Linked DNA regions of Homo sapiens: all the other regions are linked to region 1. Evidence: chromatin contacts called from ENCODE Hi-C or POLR2A ChIA-PET data. All regions are on one chromosome and are shown on one strand. The core of a region is the stretch at or near the end of the contact, and the rest is flanking DNA. Distances in the headings are between cores, read along the strand shown.

Region 1 (2,700 bases), core at 1-2,500:
TTGCTGTGGACTAATTCTCATTTCAACATGTGGCTGTCATTTCCCTGTCATCATGGCTGATTTACAACAGGGTTTAATTAAATTCTCTGTACATTATTCAGCATTCTCCAAAGACAACACCAGAGAGGCCCGGGGTATTTAAAATGTCACCTGCTGAGACATATCACCTCTTCCTAAATAAATATGACAGTGATCAAACTTTGGCTAATTACAGTGACTTAGTTATTTGTTTGTATGTTTTAATATTTAATTGCTTTCATGTTCATCCAATTACTGAGCCACAGCAAATAGAAATTAACTTTTTATCAGCGTGACTCAGCCCAGCTCATAAGCACTCCAAAGCCTCAATACAATAGGAACTGCCCAAGCTGAGGATCACAGCCATGTTCTCAGCTCAGTGGACGGGGCCATTAAATTAAGGGAGAATCCTCACGGCTCCATCCCCGTTCCCAGCCTGCATGGGGCTGCGGGCCCAGCTTCCAGGAGCATCTAACTCAAAGCCAAGCAGCTGAGCGAAGGAACGCAGGCAGGGCTTCTAATTCCACACTGACACCCGATGGCCACTCTGTGCAACTGCCCCGGGTCCTTCAGATACTTAAGATTCCTGGGGAGATGAATAGGAACTCCTGGGTACACAGAAGTGAGAGTTTTTGAGTTCCCATATCAGTAACCTAAGTTTCTCCTCACCAGGGAGGCTCTTTCTTGATGGTCCTCCAGCTTTGAGGGCCATCTGCTCCTCTGGAGACGTCCTGGCTCCTTCTGCCAAGCTTCCTGGGACAAAGGGGACACCTGAGGGCTGGTTGAGTGCCTGCTGTTTTTAGAAACGGGAGCCAGGATAGGAACACAGCCCATCACCACCCGTCTTCTGATCAAATGCATTAGCCAGTCCTCAAAATCGTCCACCACGCCCTTGAAAGCCAATTCCTCTGATGTTATCTTAAAAGCTCCCCCTGGCTCTCTTTCCCACCCATCGTTCCAATACATCATTGACATCTTGACATCCACTCTTCTCCCAAGGCTAGCCTGGGCATGGAAGAATTTCTGCAGAATTTTAGAAATAAAAAAAAGAGGAAGAAGTAAGCCTTTCTGGGAAGCTTCAGCAATTCCAAATGGGATAAGCAAGTTCTACCTCCAGCCTAATCCCACAGCCTCATGGGATGTTGGCTTAAAATGTTCAACTTTCCAAAAATAAAAAATAATCTTTCCACGCACTTAACATCTTATCTCTCCTGCTCAGCTGTAAGCTCCTTAAGTGGGGGTGGGGAGGCTCAGAAACCAGAAGAGAGGCAGCTGGGGTAAGAGCTGCAGAAAATGCTGGCTGACCAGCTCTCTGTGGAAGGGGCCATGCCTGGCCTTTGTTGTTGTTGTTTTTAATAAGTACTTAAAACAAGTTAATAATATTTATATAAAGTAATATTTCTCCTATGATTCACTTTCAATTTATTTTAGAAAAAAATATATAAGTGTACCCAAAATTCCAAATCAATTTAAAGTAAGAACTCTCAGTTTTTGTCTAATACATCTTATTTTATCTTATTTTGAGACAGAGTCTTGCTCTGTCGCCCAGGCTGGAGTGCAGTGGCTCAATCTCGGCTCACTGCAACCTCCCCTTCCCGGGTTCAAGCGATTCTCCCCCTCAGCCTCCCAAGTAGTTGGGACTACAGGCACGAGCCACCATGCCCGGCTAATTTTTGTATTTTTAGTAGAGACAGGGTTTCACCATGTTGGCCAGGCTGGTCTCAAACTCCTGATCTCAAGTGATCCGCCCGCCTCGGCCTCCCCAAGTGCTGGAATTACAGGCGTGAACCACCACACCCGACCCAATAAATACTTTAACGTCCAAAAAAAATTAAAAATGGTTGGAAGAGTGTTTCTTGATAAATATCAACATTTCTTCAACGTAGTTGCCTGGTCTTTGTAAGGAGTGTGGCTCACTCGGGGCAGCCGGGGGTCCTACAAGGAAATGCATTCATTCATTGAGCAAACAACCTCTACCGTGCGCTAGTGCACTAGGTATGGATTTAGTGATGATAGAAACAACCACCACAGGAAGAGACAAGGTCCCTGTCCTTGTGGCGCTGAAGCTGGAAGGAAACTCACAGATAATTCCGAGTGGGTGAGCTGAGGTGTGGGGAGGAGACGCGGAGACCGCAGGGGCGACCTGCCTGGTCTGAGGAGCTGGGAAAGGCTTGCCTGGGGAGGCCGCATGTGAGCTGACAGCTGAAGACAGACAAAGAGCCTTTTTCAATTAACAAAGAGGAAGAGGCCTCGCGGAAGATTTTTCCTGGGGGCTCAGAGTTTATGCAAATTAACCCAGCCCAGAACGAGGAATTCTAATTGGCCCCAGCAGGTGCCTCCTCGGCAGGGTCGTCCTGCAGTTGGGCACCTGTGTGAACGTCTCCATCAGGGTCCCCGAGGCCAGCACTGGCTGTCAGACCCAGTCTCCTCAGACCCGGAGATTTTTACCTGAAATTCACATTGAGTCTTCACTCCCCGTTCCTTTCGAACTAACTCCCCCTGACAGGCAAGTCCTTATAGAAAGCGACAAAGCTTCCAGTCCTGTGGCTTGGCTGAGAACGACTGAGAAACCAGGATGGGAAGAGGCCAAAGAGGACACAGTGGACTGAGCTGGGCTGGGCATCGGGGAAGGCTGGACCTCAGGGTCGTCAGGTCCCTGCAACGCGGGGCTGGCTCCGACGG
Region 2 (2,700 bases), core at 120-2,619, 570 kb before region 1:
GGAATGTAGCCCTGATCATGCTTGACTGGAGCCCAGTGAGACTCATTTTGGACTTCTCACTTCCAGAACTGAAAGTTGAGAAACCGGTGGTGTTTTAAGCCACGAAGTTGATGACAGTTCGTTACGACAGCAGCAGGAAACTAATGTAAACCCTGTGCCTTGTGTTATTATCCCCCTTTACAGATGCTGCCACTGAGGTCACAGAGTTAGTAACCCAAGGCAGAGCCAGTACGTGGCAGGGCTGGTTTTAAATTGAGTCAGGCTGGCTCTGGGCTGCTGATTACATTTCCCTTTTCACTTTGGCCACTAGGAAGCTTAGATCCACACATACGCCCACTTCCTGGCTCTTGGTTTTTCCTTGTCCTTGTTTGGTGGCCCTTTCACCTTTTCTTTTATGTTTTTGCTGCTTGCGATGTTGAATACACCTCGTGAGTTTTCCCTCAAATGCAGTTTGGAACAGGATGGCTCTGGATGGGCTGATGGATGATTTCTCCTCCCCTTTGTGTTCTGGCCTTTCTAGGAGGGTGAGGACAAAATCTTCTTAATCAACAAGCTTCACTCCATCTACGAGAGGAAGGAGAGGGAGGAGAGGAGCAGGTGAGGGTCCGTGGAGGGATTGGGGACACTCTGAGCCTGGAGGGGAGAGGGGCCAGGGCTGGACAGTAGGGCTGCCACTGGGGCTACACCACGACATTGCTGACACTTGACCGCTTTTGACCTACAAAAATCTCCCCCCCGGCGCCCACCTTCACTCTCTCTAGAGCCTTCTCTGGCCTCCGGAGCCTGGCCATTTTGACAGGGACCTAAAATACATCTCAGGAGAAAGGCTGTGGGGCGTCTGGCCTGTCCCTCGCCGGGCCTTGGCTGCGCCCAGCCAGGTTGCAGGGATGTTGATGTTTATGGGGTCCCCTCAGTGATGTCTCTTTCTGGCAGGGTTGGGACAACCGAGGAGGCTGCGGCACCCCCTGCCCTGCTCACAGATGAACAGGATGCCTAGGGGGACGGCGATGGGCCTCACGGGCCCGCCCAGCACCCTGAGACCACACTGTTGCCTCCCAGTGACCCTGCTGGGACACCAGGACAAGGAAGACAGTTTCGCCTCTCGAAAGCCGCAGCTGCGCCTAGGCTGGAGCTGGAAGGGTGGGTGAATCCGGCTTGGGCATCCCCAATGAACTCTGCCCTGCCTGGGACTCTATTTATTCTGATTAAAGGGGTTTTGCAAATGGGCTTGTCCCTTGGGGCTCTGTGTCTGTGACCACACCCGGGGCCTGCTTCCCGCTGCCCTGGGGCCACCTCCAGGCGCAGGTCTGGGTCCTGGGAACCTCAGCTGGAGTGGGGGCGCCCTCTGCTGGCCAAGCCCCAGATGGCAGGGGCTGGACCGCGCCAGGGCTTGATTCGCTTGCTGCCTTTGACCAGCCTGAACTCGCGCCCAGGAGGGGCTTACACCTGCACAAGTGAGCCGAGCAGGCACGGATTGTGACCAGAGCGATGCGTCAACCATTGGGTGATGCTGTAGCATCTACTGGAGCAGGAGACAAATTTAGAGAGGGACTTGGAGGGGAGACATATCAGTTGCAAATGAGTTGTGGGGACAGTTGCCTCCCAGGCATAGGTAACCAGCACCTGTGCTTGGAGGCGAACAGGGCTTGGTGAGGTGGGGCTGGCCCCCTGCTTCTGGCTGCCAGCAGCTGGCTGGGGGGTGGTGATCCTGGGTCTGACTGGGCTGAGTTTGAGGAGCCCGTGGGATACCGAAAACCGTAGGCTGTGGGGGGTGGGCACAGGGATTCGGGGACCAGCCCGTCATGACCCCGTGCTCCAGGTCTGCAGGGACCAGCCCATGACAGCCCAGGGCTCCAGGTCTGCGGGGACCAGCCCATCACAGCCCAGGGCTCCAGGCCTGCGGGGACCAGCCCGTCAGCCTCAGTTCTCCAGGCCTGCGGGGACCAGCCCGTCATGACCCCAGTGCTCCAGGTCTGTGGGGACCAGCCCGTCAGCCTGTGCTCCAGGCCTGCAGGAACCAGCCCGTCAGCCTCAGTGCTCCAGGCCTGCGGGGACCAGCCCGTCAGCCTGTGCTCCAGGCCTGCGGGGACCAGCCCGTCATGACCCCAGTGCTCCAGGTCTGTGGGGACCAGCCCGTCAGCCTGTGCTCCAGGCCTGCGGGAACCAGCCCGTCATGACCCCAGTGCTCCAGGCCTGCGGGGACCAGCCCGTCATGACCCCAGTGCTCCAGGTCTGTGGGGACCAGCCCGTCACGGCGCAGGGTTCCAGGCTTGTGGGGACCAGCCTGTCACAGCCCAGGGCTCCAGGCCTGCAGGAGCTGCGCTTGGGATTGGGGGAATGAACCCAGGTGGGGAAATGGTCAAAGAGCGATGGGCCCAGAAAAGGGTCAGACCCAGATGGAGATGCCACTGGCTGCTAGCAGACCCCCACGCTGGGTCTAGCCCACCCAATCCCATGGGGATGCTCCTGTGCTCTGCAGACATCTGGGTGCTGCCACAGGGGCCCGACAGAGTTGGCATCTGGGTGGATCTGAGCCAAGTGGTGCTTCTGGGCCTCAGCAAGTAGCTGGTGCTGATTCTGGGCAGCCAACTGTGGCAGCATCTTCAGGTGCGAGTGCTGCTGGGTGAAGCTGCGTGGGCAGTCCAGAAAGTGACGTGACAGTCCACAGGGACCGACGTAGGGTTTCCAGCCCCTATCTGT
Region 3 (2,700 bases), core at 95-2,594, 540 kb before region 1:
GCTAATTTTTGTATTTTTAGTAGAGACGGGGTTTCACCATGTTGGCCAGACTAATCTCGAACTCCTGACCTCAGGTGATCCACCCGCCTGGGCCTCCCAAAATGCTGGGATTATAGGCATGAGCCACCGTGCCCGGCCGATTCCTGGTCATTTTCTAGGTGATGAAGTTGCTGGCTAAGATTGCTAAATAAATCAGATACCCACATTAAAGAATGAAATAATTAACTGGGTCTTTTAGTGTATATAATTTCAGTAAGCATCTAGGTATACAATGACATGGCAATTATAGTAAAATCAGTAAGACTGATTGAAAATTAAAAAAAAATCAAGATTATGTGAAGCTACAAAACTTTCAAGAATTATTAGGTCACATCAGCCATTCTTGACCGGGGTTTCATGAGAGAATTAAGTTCTAATGCTCTAAGGCATCTACTATATGTAATAAAGCAATTTTTCTCCTGTGCTTCTAGAATAGTATTTATGTATACCATCCTTAGAATAACTGAGAAAATAGTCACTCAAATGATTTTTTGTGTTCTGTGGTTCTCAGAAACTCTGGCTGAGAGCTCAACTGAAAAGACATGCCTAATTATAAAATCTGGTAGATTGGTAGATTTTCTGAACACAAAGAGGCCAAGCCATGTGCAGTGGTGCACACCCGTGGTGTCTCAGCTACTCAGGTGGCTGAGGTGGGAGGATCCCTTGAGTCCAGGAGTTCCAGACCAGCCTGGCAACATAGTAAGATGCTGCCTCTAAACAAAAACAAAAACAAAGAGGCCAAAACATTTACAAAACCTAGTAGGACACCTTTGAGTGAGAACTCCCTAACTCATGAAGAGTTTAAATACTTCATGAGAGTCTCAATGACATCCCTGACGTGAAGACAAACATTATCACAACTGCTGCTCTCAGCAGGTGCCGTGCATCTGCACTCGGCCTGCGTGCTCTAACTTGCATGGGTCTATCCACTCACCAGCTGCAGCTGATAGAGCTGGTTCAACATCGTCATATGTTGAGGATTAATTGGCGAGGTTAATAGTGCAGGGTTGAGACCAATGTTTTTTGCTGCAAACTGCAAAAGCTGTGCTTGAACCTGTTTAACATAAAATATACTATTAGCCGTTGTATCTCTGTTAAAATAGTTACTTGTACCTGTAGTTTTTCAAAATTCAAAAATGATTAAATGATAATTTGTAGGGAGACCCCCTGAAACTACTGCTATGGAATAAAAGATGAAATGCTCCTGATTATTGTAAATACAAAATTGCATGCAGGACTGTGTAAAGACAATGCAAGGTTGGGCTGCCAGAATGAGCCAACAGCGCGTGATGTGCTTCCCCCTGCAGAGAGCCTATAAATGGATGTGCAGTCAGGGAGGTTTCACATCACCAAGATTCCTATCCCAGAAAAGCAGATGTTCATAGCTCTGGGAATGGAATGCGACCCTTGGGGAGAGCCTATAAATGGATGCATGAGGGGCGCCTGTTCATATGGATAAGATAGGGTTACAAACGCCCTTATCTTGCCACAGCTCTTCTAGGTCTCTTTAGGGTTAAGGCATACTCCCTTCTGAGAATTTGTGGTCTAAACAGTTATCTAGTTTCATGTCCTGTTTCTATTGATTGTTTGCAACCAGCTTTTGCTGCAATTATTACTACTGATTAGTATCTTACTAAACACAGGTTATGGACAGACTGTGTTTCTGTTTTAAGGCTCTGTTAGAAACTGCTGATGCACACACTATATTGTAAATTCTTATCCCTGTATACTGTACTTCTGCATACCGATGTTATGTTAAAGAATTACTTCATCCCCATGTGATCATCTCACCTCATAATCAAACGACCCTAAATCCCTCACTAACCTACCCCTGCCCTCACTAAACTTAGTAATAAATGCCGGTATATCCAGTGCATTGGTGGCATCACAGGATCAGAAGGCGGTGACCCCCCGGACCCAGCTTTCACTATCTCGTGTGTGTCTTTTATTTCTCGACCTGCCAATCTGCCTGGGAACAAAGAAAGAGCCCTGTTGCACCGCAGGCTGCTGGCCAGATCCTGCAATAATAATTATATTTGTCTCATGGGTGAAATGTCAAAGGCCATTAAAAAATGTATGGACATTTTAACATTAGTAGTTAGCACGTAAAGAATAAGAAAGAAAGGAAAAAGAAAGGAGGGAAGGAAGAAGGAAAGTCTTCAGAGATCTCATCCTCCAAATATTTTAATTATAAATGAACTTTCCAAGGTTCTGTGTCCTTCCTATCAGTACTCACAGGTAACAGGGAGATACAGAAGAAACAGTGAGACGGCACACAGATGCCTTGCCATTTGGGACATGCTGGTTTGCTTTGTGTGGGGAAGACTAACTGCTTCTTCTGCTACTGCCTCTCAGACTGGGTGCAGCTGTGGCCTAGGTCTGGGCAGTGGGATGTGACTGGAAGTGGTGTGTACAATTTCAAGGCCACCGGCACAGTAGTGCTGCCTTTTCCCCTGTTCCTGGGAAGTGGCTATGGCAGAGTCACCCCCGATCCCTGCACTGCTTCTTTCTGCACTGTAACCTGAGAGAGATCAATGTCTACCTAGTTTAAGCTACTGTTTTTTGAGGCCTCTTTGTTATGGTGGCTTATCCTATATCCTAATGAATACATTTAACTATTATCTAATAACTTTTATTATTGCCTGATAATAGTTACATGTA
Region 4 (2,700 bases), core at 111-2,610, 630 kb before region 1:
TGTCTCCACACAAGGACTTGCAGCCTCTGTGGCATCCTGGTCCCTCCCAGTCTGTCTCCCACCCCACAGAGGGCCCTGCATGCACAGGGCACTACAAGGGGACTAACTCAGGCCTGTGGATACAGCTCTGAACTCAGACACCTGGAGGACCCAGGGTGGATGTAGGGGAGCTCCAGCCCCTTGGGAAGAGCCCCATACCACCTCCCTAAACTTGAAGGCCACCACCCACGCCTGCTCCACCTCAGCAGGTGTGGGACAGGTCTGTGAGCATCAGGATCCCTCTGGGATGGCCCCAGGACTCTCCCCTGCCAGTCCTGCCCTGTTGTCCCAGGGAGCTCTCCATAGGGCTCTGGAGCTGGCAGTCACAGGCCCCGCCCCCAGATGGAGATGAAGCCGGATCTCCGGGATGATGGGAGCAGGGTGCCCATCCAGGACTCCTGGCACTGCCATCCCGACCCACTGGGCACCTGATTCTTGGACACAGCCCAGGACAGAGGCGATCAGATCCCACAGCCTGGCTGGGAGCTGGTGTGGGCGCCCTGGAGGACCTCAGAAGCTCCAGGCCCAGGCATGGTCTGGGCACAGCAGGCCCACCTCTGCCTGCCCCCTCATGCCACCCCCTCCAGCTTTCAGGGCTGGCTGTCCAAGAACAGGCCCCCTCCCCGCCACACACACACACACACAAAACCTGGTTTTGGAGGTATTGCCCACCTTACAGGGAGGGGGTACATCTTGGGGTCCCTCAACTTCGGGTGGGAAGGCGGACCCGTGGCCTGCCCCGAGTGGGAAGGACACCCTGTTTCCGGGCGTTGGGTCGCCCCCCGCCCCCTCCCTTACCCCACGTGGCTTCGGAAAACCCCGTCCCGGTGAACTCCCCAATCTGGGAGTCGCGGCGTGCGGGCCACCTGTCCGGGAGCCGCCCCCAAACTCCTCCCACTGCCAGCGAGGCAGGGGCCCGCTCCCTGCGGAGATCCGGACACCCCGCGTCGGGGCGCGAGGCTGGGGGTGGGGTGGGTGGCGGGACCCGGGACCGGGAGGGGACAGCGGGACAGACTGTGGAGGGCGGGAAGGCGGGGCCCGGGACGCTGGACGCCGGCCCCGCTCGCCGCCAGGCCCCGGACGCGGCCGCCGCCACCTGTCGCGCTCGTGGGCTAGGGGCCCCGCCGGGCCTGGCGACGGAGAGGGGGTCCCCAGGGTGCCCTCGGCCCGCCCTCCCCGGGCTCACCAAGCACACGGCGCGCGCCACCACCTGCGGCTGCGTCAGGAAGCGCCGCAGGTCGAAGGAGCCGCCCGCCTTGGCCGCGCCGTAGGCCCCGCTCTCCATGTCGCCGTCGCCGCCGCTGCCGCCGCCGCGGAACGCAGAGGAACCTGCCCGGCGCCCCGCCCGACTCCACCCGCCGGGGGCGTGGCCAGGCGCCGCTAGGGACCGAGGGCAAAGTGCGGCCCTCGCGAGCGGCGGGCGAGCCGCGGGACTGCGCTTCTAGAGGCGGGGAGGGGCTGTGGCCGCGGAGCACCCGGGTCCACCCCACCTCGGGGTTGAGGGGCTAGTCTCCGGGCCACGCCGGCCGCAGCACGGACCAGAAAGGGTCAGAGAGTCCCCCGGGAAGACGGACGAACTGAGGACCGCTCACCCTCTTTGCCCCTGCCCTCCCACCGCCTCCTCTAGGAAGCCCACCACCTACCAAGAACCCACCCAGGCTCATAAGCAACCCCTCCCCCATCCCACTGAAAAACCCAGGCCACACCCTGGAGCCCCTCCCTGCCTGGCCTGCCACTCTTTCCTCCTCTCTGGGGCTAAGCCTGGGGTAGGGTCAAAGACCCCCTCCCCATTCCTCCTGGTCTGGGCAGAGCCCCAAGGCTGTGAAGGGCAGTGTGGCGTCACACTTAAGATGGTGTGCAAGGCCGGGAGCGGTGGCTCACACCTGTAATCCCAGCACTTTGGGAGGCCGAGGCGGTTGGATCACCTGAGGTCAGGAGTTCGAGACCAGCCTGACCAACATGGAGAAACCCCGTCTCTACTAAAAATACAAAAATTAGCCTGGTGTGGTGGTGCATGCCTGTAATCCCAGCTACTCGGGAGGCTGAGGCAGGAGAATCGCTTGAACCTGGGAGGTGGAGGTTGCGGTGAGCCGAGATTGTGCCATTGCACTCCAGCCTGGGCAACAAGAGCAAAACTCTGTGTCAAAAAAAAAAAAAAAAAAAAAAAAAAAGATGGTGTGCAAGGCCGGGCGCAGTGGCTCACACCTGTAATCCCAGCACTTTGGGAGGCCGAGGCGGTTGGATCACCTGAGGTCAGGAGTTTGAGACCAGCCTGGCCAACATGGTGAAACCCCGTCTCTACTAAAAATACAACAACAACAAAAAAATTAGCTGGGCGTTGTGGTAAGCGCCTGTAATCCCAGCTACTTGGGAGGCTGAGGCAGGATAATTGCTTGAAACCGGTAGGCAGAGGTGGCCGTGTGCTGAGATCGAGCCACTACACCCCAGCCTGGGCAACAGAGCAAGAGTCCATCTCAAAACAAACAAAACAAACAAACAAACAAACAAACAAACAAAACCAAAAACGAAAGTTAGCGAGGCGTGGTGGCAGCTACTAGCAGTCCCAGCTATTCCAGAGGCTGAGGTGGGAGAATTGTCTGAGCCCAGGAGGCGGAGTTTGCAGTGAACCAAGATCACGCCTTTGCACCCCAGCCTGGGTGA

The links. Hi-C counts contacts between places; a loop is a spot of excess contacts on that map. ChIA-PET counts read pairs that join two places held with the same protein, here RNA polymerase II (POLR2A). Pooled maps may share reads with other maps.
Region 2: a pooled map shows a loop between it and region 1 (2.4-fold over the local background). The contact joins two enhancer-like sites. A Hi-C loop is called at or near these places in 2 of 50 pooled maps.
Region 3: a loop to region 1 is called in a map of naive thymus-derived CD4-positive, alpha-beta T cell, with 14 times the contacts of the local background. The contact joins two enhancer-like sites. A Hi-C loop is called at or near these places in 2 of 168 maps with a recorded cell type or tissue (heart left ventricle and naive thymus-derived CD4-positive, alpha-beta T cell) and 8 of 50 pooled maps. POLR2A ChIA-PET finds 5 or more read pairs at or near these places in 4 of 52 experiments (Caco-2, H1, activated T-cell and 1 more).
Region 4: a loop to region 1 is called in a map of naive thymus-derived CD4-positive, alpha-beta T cell, with 3 times the contacts of the local background. The contact joins the promoter of SYNGR2 here to the enhancer-like site in region 1. A Hi-C loop is called at or near these places in 2 of 168 maps with a recorded cell type or tissue (chondrocyte and naive thymus-derived CD4-positive, alpha-beta T cell) and 4 of 50 pooled maps. POLR2A ChIA-PET finds 5 or more read pairs at or near these places in 1 of 52 experiments (A673).

The regions. Positions count from the first base shown.
Region 1 is chr17:77,540,740-77,543,439 of GRCh38, reverse strand. No RefSeq gene overlaps it. Among named protein-coding and RNA genes, the nearest start is that of MIR4316, 150 kb to the right of the region's middle. Within about 2 kb of position 1,250, at least 5 of the 41 ENCODE cell types and tissues checked have a DNase peak (open chromatin) inside an H3K27ac peak, as active enhancers do.
Region 2 is chr17:78,111,445-78,114,144 of GRCh38, reverse strand. It overlaps TMC6 (transmembrane channel like 6), which reads left to right. Exons shown (of 20, transcript NM_001127198.5): 19 at 521-597; 20 at 934-2,700. The coding sequence ends at 997. Among named protein-coding and RNA genes, the nearest start is that of TMC6, 16 kb to the left of the region's middle. RefSeq lists an enhancer at 1,495-1,554. Within about 2 kb of position 1,369, at least 11 of the 41 ENCODE cell types and tissues checked have a DNase peak (open chromatin) inside an H3K27ac peak, as active enhancers do.
Region 3 is chr17:78,081,440-78,084,139 of GRCh38, reverse strand. TNRC6C (trinucleotide repeat containing adaptor 6C) reads right to left here. Exons shown (of 23, transcript NM_001142640.2): 13 at 974-1,093. Among named protein-coding and RNA genes, the nearest start is that of TMC6, 46 kb to the left of the region's middle. Within about 2 kb of position 1,344, at least 4 of the 41 ENCODE cell types and tissues checked have a DNase peak (open chromatin) inside an H3K27ac peak, as active enhancers do.
Region 4 is chr17:78,167,241-78,169,940 of GRCh38, reverse strand. SYNGR2 (synaptogyrin 2) reads right to left here and starts at 1,360. Exons shown (of 4, transcript NM_004710.7): 1 at 1,226-1,360. The coding sequence starts at 1,324. RefSeq lists silencers at 898-1,057, 1,088-1,697.